Linked DNA regions of Mus musculus: region 1 is linked to region 2. A link is a contact called in ENCODE Hi-C data. All regions are on one chromosome and are shown on one strand. The core of a region is the stretch at or near the end of the contact, and the rest is flanking DNA. Distances in the headings are between cores, read along the strand shown. Region 1 has its middle 12 kb from the start of Tfrc. Region 2 overlaps Litaf (LPS-induced TN factor).

Evidence for each region. A loop is a pair of places that touch in the nucleus more often than their neighbours do.
Region 1: a loop to region 2 is called in a map of T-helper 2 cell, with 26 times the contacts of the local background. The contact joins two enhancer-like sites. A Hi-C loop is called at or near these places in 3 of 37 maps with a recorded cell type or tissue (T-helper 17 cell and T-helper 2 cell).

The regions. Positions count from the first base shown.
Region 1 is chr16:32,592,900-32,600,105 of GRCm38, forward strand. No RefSeq gene overlaps it. Among named protein-coding and RNA genes, the nearest start is that of Tfrc, 12 kb to the right of the region's middle. Within about 2 kb of position 5,334, at least 1 of the 3 ENCODE cell types and tissues checked has a DNase peak (open chromatin) inside an H3K27ac peak, as active enhancers do.
Region 2 is chr16:10,954,732-10,961,470 of GRCm38, forward strand. It overlaps Litaf (LPS-induced TN factor), which reads right to left. Exons shown (of 4, transcript NM_019980.2): 4 at 4,542-6,320. The coding sequence ends at 6,212. Among named protein-coding and RNA genes, the nearest start is that of Litaf, 35 kb to the right of the region's middle. Within about 2 kb of position 2,809, at least 1 of the 3 ENCODE cell types and tissues checked has a DNase peak (open chromatin) inside an H3K27ac peak, as active enhancers do.

The DNA.
Region 1 (7,206 bases), core at 4,084-6,583, about 22 Mb after region 2:
AGGGAAGTCATGGCCAATGAAGGGTAGAGTCTGAAGAAGTATTGGGGAAGAAGGGAGGGATAGATGGCAGCCATTTGGATCTTCAGGGAGAGATCGCCATGAATCGGGTGGAGAAGGTGGACAGGAGGAGTGAGGTCAAGGAAGTCAGGAGTAGAGGGCTCACTCCGTGTGACTGGGATGGGAGCTGAGAACAAGAGGTTGGAGCAGAAAACAGCATGGTTAGCTTCAAATTCACTTTGACCTCACATTTGACAGCCCCTGCAACAGTGCTCTCTGACATGTTTGAGGTCTTCCAAGTTCCAGAGCTGCATGTATACCAAATCACGCTATCATCTGACTCAGTGGCCCTGCTCAAGCTTGCAGGAGATTGGATTCTTTCCATTTTACCGGTAGACTTAAGCAAGACTTCAGGGCACAAGGTAGACCCAGATGAGTATCTCTAAGGCAATTAGATAACTTAAAATGGGCTCCCAAGCTGGGCTCCTTTGGTCCCATAGCTGCCTTGAATACCTTCATGACTGCGGGGGTGGGAGTTGGAGGTAGATGCTAAAGTCCTCACAGACTGCCTCAGCCTCCTCCTCAGACCATAGCCTGGTGTCCTGCAGAGTGAATCCATCACACAACACAAGCCAGGCCAAACCAATGTCCTCACACTTCTCAAGAAGTGGTTGAAGAATCAAAACAGGATGCGCGAATGTTTCATTTCCTTGTGAAAAGTTGGAACTCTTCCCATGAGAGTGAAGATACTGGGCTCTGTTGGATGTTAAACACTAGCAGCCTCCAAAGTCTCTTCCTTCAGAGCTTTCTGGCCTGAAGTAGTGGTTTCCCAGAGAGCTTGCTTGATTGGAGCTCAGGCCCACAAGAGTTTCATTTTAGGAACACTTACTGAAAACCTAGAGACGGCTATGGGGAGAGGCCCCAGGGCTGTAAAGGCTCTCCCCTGTATCTGCAAAGCAGAGAAGCAGAGGGCACAGGGTGCAGGAGCATCAGCGTTGAGAAGGAGGAAGAAGAACCTTGCAATACCCTGGAACAATACACCTTGACCAACGCAGGAACAATCTACCTTGCGGGTTAAGGGTTCTGTGTGCAGTTAAGGCAGTTAAGGATATGTTGTTCATTTGTCCTGTGCTTGTTTGACCCATCTGCTCTGGGTTTGCTTGAACACACGTGGGCAGGAGGTACGTGTACAGGAAATAGGTCAGGATGTATGCTTTCCCCTGACTGGAGCTGATGAGAAATGTGGTGAAGTATGGGGTTTGCCTTTTAAGTCTCTGCAAAACTCATGGCCTTTTTCTGAGAGCCTCAGAGAGCTCTCCTCCTGGCCAGTATTAAACCTTACTTCAAACTTGGCTTAAATTTGTGGTAGTGGTCTTATTCTCGCCCTGTGGGATGAACAGATGCTGGGCTGGGTTTTTTCGTTTTTGCTTTTGGTTTTGGTTTTTTTGGTGGGTTGAATTTGGTGGGTCACCCAGGCACCTGAGAATAAGACTCTGAAATTTAGAGAAAGCACACAAATACATACTTATACATGAGGAGAGAGAGAGAGAGAGAGAGAGAGAGAGAGAGAGATCTGACCCTCAGCTCATCACATAATTAGATAATGCTTGGTAATTGTAGACCTCAGAGCTAGTTTGTTTCTACAAAAGCTCTTAGAAGGGGGTAATTATAGAAGATTTTAGTGGTCCTTCTATGTTGTCCATTTGTCTATGACGTCTAATCCTAAAACAAGACTATGTCTCTTAATATTCCAAATGCTTCGATCGCTGGACAAGAAAGGTGCACGTGGGAAAGACCTCTCCCCTGCAAGCACTTGATGGATCCATCATCAGAGAGAGCTCAAGGGTTACTCTGGAGAAACTCTTTGTTACTTAGTTTCAACGTGGCCTGCTGCACAGCGGACACCTGATACTTTATCAAAACACCAGTGAAAAGAGGAAAAGAATGGGGACATGAGCTATGAAGGCGCAGCCAATCTTAGTCATAGAATCTCTTCTGTGAACAAGTGGAAAATCAGAGGCATCCCTGAGACAGGAAGTAGGGGGCAGACAGATGGTCTCAGAGCAAACTCAGACTTCACGATGAAGCACTACAGTCTCTGGTACTGCATAGGTGCCCTCTGCGGCTCAGGTCTCAATATAGATTTGCACCCAGCCCAGTGACTGTGCTTACCATCTGGCCAAGACCAAGGCTGCATCCCCTCTCCCTCCAAAACTAACTGCCCAGAGACATTCAGATGGGCTGGAGTGGTATCTACAGGTACAGTTCTTGAGAAAGTTCTGGGTGGGTCAGAAACATCCTGATTAGAGCCACCGTGACGGGATGATCTATCCCGTCTATCCTAGGCAAGAGTTGATTGATGATAAGTTCCAGCACCCACCCTCCCTGCCTTCGTGAGCTTGCTTAGGATCAGACAAGTAGAAAGGGGGAAGTAGGCCCAGTCTATTGCCACACTCAACAGAACTTTCACCCGACTCCCAATCAAGGTTCCCTAAATGTGCACTTCAGGACCCTTCCCTTCGTGTCTTGTGACTATGGAAGTGGGCAGCGGGAGGGGAGTTAGGCAAGATAGTAATTTTTGTCTCTTTCCTAGCAGGATTTGTTTCTTTGTTTGCAATTGTGACATTGATAGTATTTGCTTTAGAAACATCCTACTCTTGCTCTAGCCTGCTCAGGGTCCATCTACAGGAGCGTCCCAGAGCAGAGCAGTGAGGGCTGGCTAGTCCCCAGCCCGCAGCCTTTTCCAGGACACTTGGTGGAGTTCCCAGGTCGTTCCTCTGGTTTATAGTTTCAGAAACTCCATTTTATTAGTTCATTCAAGGTTATCAAGTAATCTGTACCCAAGGGCACAGAACACAGATTTACAAGGCCAGTTCATGAGTTTGTACCAAGCAAGAGAACCAGTGTGTTCTTCAGAATGGGATCTAGTGTCTTCTCAGGAGGGGAAGTCCTCACAAGAATTAGGACAGGTGGGTTGCTGGGTAATTTTAGACTCCCAGCAAAGGTACTGAGTGTTTTTGAGGCTGTTTTATTTAACTTTGAGTGGGATGGCCACCAAAAATTGTCAGTGTCTGTACTGGCTAGTTTTGTGTCAACTTGACACAGCTGGGGTTATCACAGAGAAAGGAGCTTCAGTTGAGGAAATGCCTCCATGAGATCCAACTCTAAGGCATTTTCTCAATTAGTGATCAAGGGGGAAAGGCCCTTTGTGGGTGGGACCATCTCTGGGCTGGTAGTCTTGGGTTCCATAAGAGAGCAGGCTGAGCAAGCCAGGAGAGGCAAGCCAGTAAAGAACATCCCTCCATGGCCTCTGCATCAGCTCCTGCTCCCTGGCCTGCTTGAGTTCCAGTCCTGACTTCCTTTGGTGATGAACAGCAGTATGGAAGTGTAAGCCGAATAAACCCTTTCCTCCCCAACTTGCTTCTTGGTCATGATGTTTGTGCAGGAATAGAAACCCTGACTAAGACAAATTGGTACCAGCATAGTGGGGTATTCCTGAGACAACCTGACCATGTTTTGGGGAGGACTGTGGAAGGACTTTGGAACTTTGGTCTTGAAGATCCATTCATTGTTAAGAGCTCTGTGGGATGTTGTGTAGGAGCTTGGAAGATAATGTTGATAACAGTGCAGAAGATGGAGGCCTGGCTTGTGAAATTTCAGAGGGAAAATTAAAGACTCTTTTCAGGGCCATTGCTGTTTTGATTGTGAAGATTCTGTAGTTCTGGTTAGCTGGGGCTGAAGAATCAGCTGTGATTAACAAGATACCAGAACTACCAAAGCAAAAACTGCATTACTGGAACTATTGATGCTGGTTAGCTGGAGCTAAGAAATTAGCGGTGATTAAGAAGAGACCAGCATCATTGAGGTGAAATCTTCTGGGAAGTGTTTTCTGAGAGCACAGTGGCTGTGTTCCAGATATAGCCAAAGTTGTACCTTGTGCTGTGGCTGGACTTGGTAATGTGTAAGGGTCACGCAGGTGGTACTGGTTTTGAAGGCATGAAGGAGTTGAGCAGAGCAGCTGAGGCTTGGCACTGTGAGAGGCCATGGAAGGCCATTGGTGAAAGTCCAGCCTCAGTTGCAATTGATGGCCCAGGACTGAAGGGGTCATGCAGTGTTTTGGAGATGCCAGTACCATGAGATGACCACCAAGAGCAGCAGCAGCAGTGGAGTCCAGGCATCTGGAGCCTAGAGAATGACGTGTGTGCTACAAAGGGCATGGCTGGAGAAGTGACCCAAGCCCTTGGAGGAGCCCAGAAGATTGTGAGTTGGATCCCAGACATTGGATGGTTAGAGATTGACTTTTGCTTTTGATTGTGACTATGCTCTGATATTTTCCCTCTTGAAGGAAGAAACTATTTTAGTGGAGCCCACAGTTAAGAGATTTTTAATTGTAAAAAGACTTTGGATTTTAGAAGATATTGGACATTTTAAAGGGATTGACTTTTAATATTAAAGACTGTGGGACTTTTAATGTTGTTTAGATCTTGGGGGTGAATAAGAAATTAAGGGTTGAGGCTTACTAGTGATGTGTTTGTGTGTCAAGTTGACAAGGGGTCAATTGTACTGGCTAGTTTTGTGTCAACTTGACACAGCTGGGGTTATCACAGAGAAAGGAGCTTCAGTTGAGGAAATGCCTCCATGAGATCCAACTCTAAGGCATTTTCTCAATTAGTGATCAAGGGGGAAAGGCCCTTTGTGGGTGGGACCATCTCTGGGCTGGTAGTCTTGGGTTCCATAAGAGAGCAGGCTGAGCAAGCCAGGAGAGGCAAGCCAGTAAAGAACATCCCTCCATGGCCTCTGCATCAGCTCCTGCTCCCTGGCCTGCTTGAGTTCCAGTCCTGACTTCCTTTGGTGATGAACAGCAGTATGGAAGTGTAAGCCGAATAAACCCTTTCCTCCCCAACTTGCTTCTTGGTCATGATGTTTGTGCAGGAATAGAAACCCTGACTAAGACAGTGTCATCGAAAAAATTTAAGACTAATTTTTAGACTAATAGGCCACATAGCTGGGGTGGGGGGGAAGCTACCAGGCAGATATCATGCCAGCTGGCCACACAGCTTGCCCTGTCTGTGAGGAGAATGGAGACAGTTAATGTGATTTCCTCCCCTGCAGCCCTGTGCTGCAGCTCAGCAGCCCTGGCACCACCTCGCTGTTAGAAATGCAAAGTCATCCCCCACACCCTTGACCTTCCAAAGCAGAATCTGCGTTTTTAAAAAGGCCAGAGCCTTCCATGCACATTAAAGTTTAAGAAGTGCTGGGCTAGAATCAGGCTCCCTACAGAAAGGCACTTTCCCCCTCCCTACTGCAGGGTAGTCTGCTGCTATAATGTCAGCGTGAGATCTCCATCTTAGCCACAGTGGCTATGGGGCTCAGCAAAATGGGCTTCTTTCCCAGAATCTCCTCTGTCCAGCTCTCAATGCTGTCACCGCTCACTCTGAACTCCTGGAGTTGACTTTATTACAGAAGCCAAGGGTCCTCTTCAAATGCTCCAGTTCCTCACTGAAACCAGTGTGCCTGTGTGTGTGCCTGTGTGTGTGTGTGTGTGTGTGCCTGTGTGTGTGTGCCTGTGTGTGTGTGTGTCTGTGTGTGTGTGCCTGTGTGTGTGCCTGTGTGTGTGTGTGCCTGTGTGTGTGTGTGTGTGTGCCTGTGTGTGTGTGCCTGTGTGTGTGTGTGCCTGTGTGTGTGTGCCTGTGTGTGTGTGTCTGTGTGTGTGTGTGTCTGTGTGTGTGTGCCTGTGTGTGTGCCTGTGTGTGTGTGTGTGTGCCTGTGTGTGTGTGCCTGTGTGTGTGTATCTGTGTGTGCCTGTGTGTGTGCCTGTGTGTGTGTGTGCCTGTGTGTGTGTGTGTGCCTGTGTGTGTGTGTGCGCCTGTGTGTGTGTGTGCCTGTGTGTGTGTGCCTGTGTGTGCCTCTGTGTGTGTGTGTGTGTGTGTGTGTGTGTGTGTGTGTGTGTGTGTAAGACAGGCACTTACTCTGTAGCCCTGTCCTGGGCTAAATTGTAGACCAGACTAGCCTTGAACTCACAGAGCTCTGCCTCTGCCTTCCTGGGATTAAAGGTTTGTGCCACTTCACTGGGCTCTGAAGCAGTAATCATTTACTTATTTAATCTATCTGTTTATTTTTTAAGGGTGACTTATCTTTTATTTTTGTGCATCGGTGTTTTGTCTGCATTTATGCCTGTGTGAGCGTGTGAGACATTAAAGAATCTTAAACTTGGGTTCTGCTATTAAAAGCAGTGCCACTTGTAGCCAATTATTTTGTCATCTTCATCCATAAAATGGGTACAATACCTGAGGCTAAATAAGATGACAGAGACCTAAGTACCAGCTCTGAACCTGGAGAGTTTAGGGACTCTGTTAACATGAAGTGACTCTGAGGACTGAATCCCAGCCATGGAATACAACTCTTCTGACATTTAGGATGCCCTTGACATAAACCAAAGGAAGCCAGGCCAGCCCTCCCAGATGTGACCACCAAAAATTGGCCTCCTTGAACACATTTCCATGTGGAAATGAAACTCTGGGCAGAACCGGTTACCAGAGGGAAATTTTGTCTACTATGTGTATTAGGCCAAGGAAACCAAAAATTTTCTGATGATTCAGTATTTTTCCTGCATATTGAATTTGCTTACTTGGGATTTTTATTTCTGGTCTTCTTATAATTCTCCTTATCCTTCTTCTTCTTCTTCTTCCTTTTCCTATAATAACTTTAATTGAACTCAGATAGTCAGGATTGGCACCAGGCTCCTTTACCTACTGAGATAGTCTGCTGAGCCAAGGAGCTTCTTTTACACAGTTGTTCATTTTCTTCAATTATATAAACAGTTACAACTTCTTTTCAAAGGCCTCTTTTTTGTCGTTGTTTTGTTTTTGTTTTTTCAAGACAGGATTTCTCTGTGTAGCTCTGGCTGTCCTAGAACTTGGTGGTAGACCAGGCTGGTCTCATACAGAGACTCAGGGACCAACCTGCCTCTGCCTCCCAAGTGCTGGGATTTGGGGTATAAGCAACCACAAACTAGCTTTCAAAGGACTCTTCTTAATCAAAAACAAACAAACAATGATATGTAGTTCATCTAAAGTATTAGGACATCAGGTTTCAATTATGGAGGGAGGGCAATTCAGATAGAGGAAGGCCCCGATGTCAGAAGAAGGAAGATGAGGATGTGAAAAGCCAAGCTGACATTTTAGAAACCAAATTGTACATAATTCTTTT
Region 2 (6,739 bases), core at 1,559-4,058:
TGGAGTGTGAATAAACTCAGTCTCTGTAAAGATGAACTCCACTCCCACAAAAAAAAAAAAAAAAAAAAAAAGAATTCTTACCTCTAGTAAGAGGTAAGCTCTAGTAGGGGCTGTTGACAGTTCCTCCCTCCCTCCCTTCCTCTCCCCCTCCCTCCCTTCCTTTCTCTCCCTTTCCTTCCTCTCTCCTCCCTCCTTTCCTTTCCTTTCCTTTCCTTTCCTTTCCTTTCCTTTCCTTTCCTTTCCTTTCCTTTCCTTTCCTTTCCTTTCCTTTCCTTTCGACAGGGTTCCAAGTGGCCCACGACAACTCTATTTTCTATATAGCTAAGGGTAGCCTTGAACTTATGACAGGTGTGGTGCTGAGACTGCATATGCGGGATAAGCTCCCCACCAACTGAGCTCCATCCCAGATATGTTCTGTGCACTTCAGGTTGTCTTAGGCACATGGCCTCTCACATCTGCTTTCTCTTTGCTCCGTGCTTTTGAGGCTCACCCACACCATGGGTGTGGGCACTTTTTTCCTTTTTTAGGACATAACATGTGTTTAACCGTAAGCTCAGGCCAGCCAGGGATACAAATCCTGAGTGTGGGAGGACTGGCTGTGGGCCCTGCGCTTTGCTGGAGCTCTAGAGTGATTTTTGTGCCTAATAGGCACTGAGAGTCATGTTGGAAAAACATATACATGTGTGTGTGCATGTGTGTGTGTGTGTGTGTGTGTGTTTTAAGCACAGCTGGTGTGAGACTATTGGGTGGAGACCAAGGAGGCTGCTGAACATCCTACAGCTCACAGCCCCCACAGAAGGATGTGGCCAGGGTCGTGATGTATTCTAAGTCCTGGGTGAATTTTAGACCTGAGGTCCCTCTGCTGTGAACAGTTCCAACATTGCTACCCAGCATGCACAGCCTCCTCAAGCCCCCTTGCTTTATTTGTAAGTGCCACCGAAGGCTGCCTTTCATCCCGGGTTCTCAGCAGGAGTAAAGGGATCTCAGTGTGCATTTATAAGCAAGACTGCCATCATTGCCGGGCGTGGTGGCACACATGCCTTTGATCCCAGCACTTGGGAGGCAGAAGCAGGTGGATTTCTGAGTTCGAGGCCAGCCTGTTCTGCAAAGTGAGTTCCAGGACAGCCAGGGCTACACAGAGAAACCCTGTCTCAAGAAACAAAACAACAACAACAACAAAAAGACTGCCATCGTCAAGAACTAGGGGGATGTGATGGCATTATTTTTGGACGCCTTTTTATTGCATTTAGTTTTTGTAATTGTGAGTTTCTGCCATGGTGCGTGTGTGAAGCTCAGAGGACAACTTGTAGGAGTTGAGCTCTCCTTCTACCATGTGGGACCAGGATACAGAACTGAGGCTGTCTGGCACAAAAGCCTTTCATGTCCAAGGCTGTGACCTGGATGATCCATACCTTGTGAACACTATCCCAGGCCCGACAGAAGTCAACCATGAAGGGCTGGACATCCGTTCAGTGACAGAGTACTTGGCTAGCATGTTTGGGGCCCTGGTTCCATCTCTAGCACACATAAACTGGGCAACTAGTGCTTGCTTGTATCCCGGCACTAGGGAGGTGGGGCAGGAAGATCAGAAATTCAAGGTCATTATTGGCTACATAGCCACATAAAAGTTCATGGCCAACACGGGCTATAGAACTCTCAAAAAGAAAGGAAAGGAAAAAATATAAATAAACAAACAATAAGTAAATAGAAAACGGAAAAGGACATCAAAAGGGAGTGTAACTGACCAAAACTGACCTAAATCTTCAGGAGGTCATCCATGTACTGTAACGCCCAAGCCCAGGTCAGTATGTCATCGTACTGGGCGGAGAGACAGCTCAGCTCCTCGGCTGTTAAAGGAGGAAGGCTTGTTACCATATATAGGCATTTCCCCTTCTAATTACTAAAACAATACAATGAAAGCATTTCTGTGCTAGCCAGCCCACACTGGTCATGCTGCTAGAGGGATTTGGGGTCCCCGCAGGTTCCATGTACAAAAGCTTCCTGCTGCTGAGAGAGCATTCACCTGGCCTAGCGAGTCTTCCCCACGATGCCTTGTCCTGGCTGGGACTCCAGGCAAGACTGAATGGCTGGAAGTAGGGAAAGCCAGGTAGGAGCGTGCTTAAGCATCCTTCAGTGCCCATGTTAGCAAGGTACTGTATCTTAGCAGCTTCTCTCAAGGGGGCTTGGCCTGCAGATCCATCCCTTCCTCTACACAGAAACAGAGAGATACACACAAACACACTCACAACTGTCTTAGGTGGAGGCCTGCACTGATTCACTGCTGCCGGGCACAGGGCAAGCAACACACAAAATAAGAGCGCACCAACCTAGAACGGCAGCAGAAGAGAGAATGCTACACCCAATCATCCACACAGTGTGACACGGGACGCACCCTGCCATTATGCTTCAGTGGCCACAAACAGCTGGTCCTAGGCTGGCAGCTGGTGAGCTGGCCATGTCACTGTTATCGGAGATACAGCTCTGCCACACACACTCACACACACACACACACACACACACACACACACACACACACACCAAGCTCCCACAGCACAGAGCTACACTGTCCATTTTAGAAAAGCTTATATAACAAACCCTCCACTCCAGCCACACCCAAACCCCTACATGCATACACTCAGGAAGACACACAAAAAGACCCCTCAGCCAGATATGCACTCTTGGCTGTCTTAGATTGAGGCCTATGGAGGGAGAGCCGATGCCCAACCACCACCTCCCAGTTGGCATGGGATACACATTCTTCCTACTGCTTTAGTTTCAGACACTTACACAAAATGCAAATTACAGCTTAGGGAAGCAGCCTCAAGTTCCCCCGCCCCCAGCAGTCATGCTGCCCTTTTGTGCATTCTGGAGTCTTTCTGAGTGGGTGCCTCTCATCCCAGTGCTGGGTTGGGGGAGGGCAGGGAGGGTGAAGGCACCCCTGGAGCTCCCCATCTCCCTGAACTGTGTACCCTGACCTGGTTCCAAACCAAAACAGAACAGAAAAACCAATAAATGGCCAAATCAAGGGCTCAAGATGTCACAGTGTTACTAAAATTCCTTCCAGCAAGGACATAAGCAAATTCTACCTCTCTCATCCCAAGGTCGAAATAACAAGTCCAGGCCAAGTTCTGCCCAAGTTCACTCAGGGCATGAATGAGTTTACTGGAACTCCTTAGAGAATGCAGGTGAGGGGTCTGTTGCAGGGGTGTGATGCTCCTCCCCCATGAGGTTGCAAAGGAAAGTCAGTACCAAGCAGTGGTGGTTTTCCCCACAGCCACACTGGAGCTGCCTCTCTCAGCTCAGCTGAGTCTACTCAGCTCTTCAGACCTCTGGAGGCTACATGCAAACAGGGAGTGCCTGGAGTCAGGTGAAGGTCCCATGACCCTCTCCATCCCTCCACGGGGGAGCGGGGGTACACAGACAACAAGCTCAGCAAGGAGGACCTCTTGCAAACAAGTGCAGCTGGACTCCCTAGCAGGGCAGGTGTTTGGTCTGGTCCCGTACCTAGAGCCTGAGAGGCCATGGATTCAATCCCTAGTAGTAAAGAACTGGCATGAGGGAGTGAGGAAAAGGCAGAGATCCTGAGAAAGAAGCTTCCACACCCAGACCATTTTGCAAGTCAAAAGCAGTGGTGGCCCAGGAGCAGGGACTACTGATGGCCACTCACTTCCCGTACACCCTCACCGCACACCCTCGCCGCAGCAGGGACTACTGATGGCCACTCACTTCCGTACACCCTCACCGCACACCCTCGCCGCAGCAGGGACTACTGATGGCCACTCACTTCCCGTACACCCTCACCGCACACCCTCGCCGCAGCTTCCTGCATTGCCCTCCCAGCTTCTCTACCAACAGGCTCACCAGGAAACATCCACCCCTCCATGTACTGGGGCAATGGGCACCAAGGCCAGCCATGTTCAAAGTCCCTTCTTGAGAGTTTGTACAGAGTCCCCACACAGCCTCCATCCTGTTTGGGGGTGTGGTGGGAGGAAGCCTTGGATGTACGGTGACTGTTAGCCAGCTAGCAGAGTCTGCCTAGGTAGATCTGGGGACCTGAGAGGCCAGCTAGACTAGCATACTTGTCTATCCCCCAAGACACAGTGGCAGGAGTCTAAATTCACAAAAGCACGTGGGCACCTGGCAATTTACTCCAAGTAATCTATATCTTGCAGTCCTCCACACAGGGCCTTTGTTTAGAAGACTCTGCAGGGGTAATGAATACCAGCTTGAGATCAGTTACACATCACAATGACAGCCAAACTTCTAATGCACAGCCTTGAACTTGACCAAATAAAAGAGAAACCACATAGTTGAGACCCCATGAGCAGCAATTTCACAACACAAATAAGGGTTTCAGTGCAATACAAACCACAACTAAATGACTCAATTCCCCCATACCTTTCAACTTGAAGCTGTCACCACAGGTAGGAGAATGGGGTGGCAGCCATGCTCTGGGCTTGGCACCCCCTCTCCTAGTATCTCATAGCCACCCTGGGCCAATGAACAAGGAGGGTTTTGTTCAGAGAATGAATGGGGACAGCTTCCTTCTTGGCATTTTATTAAAACTTGAAAGCCGTGGCTTGCTGCCATTGATGACGACTAAGGGCTCCCGACAGCCAAACCTTCGAACGCAACTCGTTAGCAACAGTCATCTTGCTGCAGCTGAAGCCTGAGGTGTGGGTCAGGAAGGATTTTCTAGTGTAACAGAGCAACTTAAGATTCTTCGGGCAATGCCTGGAAACACAACACAAGGCCTTTCTTCATAAAAGGTGAACTGGATTGTTCACTGAGTGATCAAAGATTTTATTTGTTTAAAAGCAGATATCAAAGTCATGTATGGTATCCATAATTCACTGCAAAAATAATGGCTAGCACTTCCGGATCATTGTATGAACAGCTCAGGCAATGGCTAGGCTGCATCTTAACCAGCATGCAGACTTCTGTTCCGGGTCAGGTTGACTCCGTACACTGTTATTTGCAGCAGATCCTGTGTAGACTTAGGATGGAGCCAGGGCCTCCTAGAAAGCTGGCCAGACTGGGACAATATTATACACGGCAGAGTGGTCACCCTAGAAAGAGCCCTGAATTTGTCTTTGACATCCTTCTACTTGGTCTGGTGATGTTGGAGACCATGATGACCGTACCACAGAAGGTCATCTCTAAAAACTGAAATCATGTTTCAGGGAGTTCCACTCCCAATCTCTCGGCACTGAAGCAGGGCTCAAATAGAGGTCCCCCAACTCCCTCAAAGAGACCCCACAGAGACAAGGCTTTCAAAACTACACCAAACCTACATAGGCAGGCAATGAAATTACCTGTTTGTTTCTCTGTCAAAGAAAAACAGAACAAAAGGCCCAGTGGGTGTAGAGGCACACAGCTAGGGCCCTGCATGTCTGAGAGCCGAAGACTGAGGATCCCCTAGGAGTTCGAGGCTGGCCTGGCCAACAAGCTGGACTGAATGTGAAAAACTAAAACAGAACCAACTAAAAACACACCAGCAAATGGAGAAATGGTGTATCGTGATTACAAAAGTTATTCTAGAAATGTCTCCCTGCCAAGTAACTTTCATCTGTGTTTATGAACAAAGGGAGTTCCCAGAAACTGTATGAGAAAGGAGACCCTTCACAGGCCAGGAGCTGAGACAGGAAGGAATGTGAGCCTTTTATTTAGTACTTGTGACCTTATCTGTATGTGTCTGGTGGGTGTGAGCAGCCCTTCTGTGCACTTGGGAAAAAAAAAAACAAAAATAAAAAACCCAACTCTATGAAATTAAAGTGATTCTGAGTGCCAGAGACGTCTGTCATTACAAAACCAGTCTTTAAGGCAGGCTCTGTCTCAGGGATGGGAATAGATCAAGCCAAACAGTGAAAAATAAGGCAAATCGTGGCTTCGGGGTTTGAGACTGGCACCAATGGCAAATCAGCAGAGGAGATGCAAATGGGGTAACAATCACAGTTAGTGGGGTAACATGAGCAGGCAGGAAACCCTTGAGACAACACCCAAGGTCCACGTCTTCGCATGTGCAGGGCACAACTCCAGCAGCAGTTTCTGGGCTTGGAGGCTTGTTACTCTTCCTACCTTTCCCACCCCCTAAAAGACACGAAGATGGAGCCCACGAAGAGATGACATCAAGCTCTTCTGGCTGGGCAAGGGTCAGGTGACTTCTGGTAGCAATTGTCTACTACCTCTGCAGTGGCGGGCTGGCCAAGTCCTACAAGCGCTTGTAGGTGCCCAGGAGCGCTTTGCAGTTGGGGCAGTAGTGGTCCACATCCTGTAGGGCGTCTACGCAGAACGGGATGAAGCAGCAGCCAGCAACGCATCTGGGAGGAGAGACAAGGAACACGTCACCAGCTGCGGAAGGAGGCTGGGTGCACTTGCGCTGGAATCCCAGAAGGGCCTTTGATGGGCTGGGGTGGAGCTGAAGACAGTCTGGAAGAATATGCCCCATGCATGCTTAAAGCCTAGAGTTCAACCCTTTGTATCAGATGTGCAAGCCTGTAATTCCAGCAGGAATACAGGCAGGAGAATCAGGAGTTCAAGGTCATTTCTGACTACCTGGGGCAGTTGGAGGCCAGCCTTAGATACATGAGACCCTGACTAAAAAAGGAAGGGGGAAGGTCTTTGCAAAAAAATAATTCTCTTGATACAGGACCACCCTGGAAACTCTAGATGGGTCCCCAAACCCAAAACCAGTATCCTAAGTATGCTACTGAGTAAAAAAGGACATGGAAAGGAGACA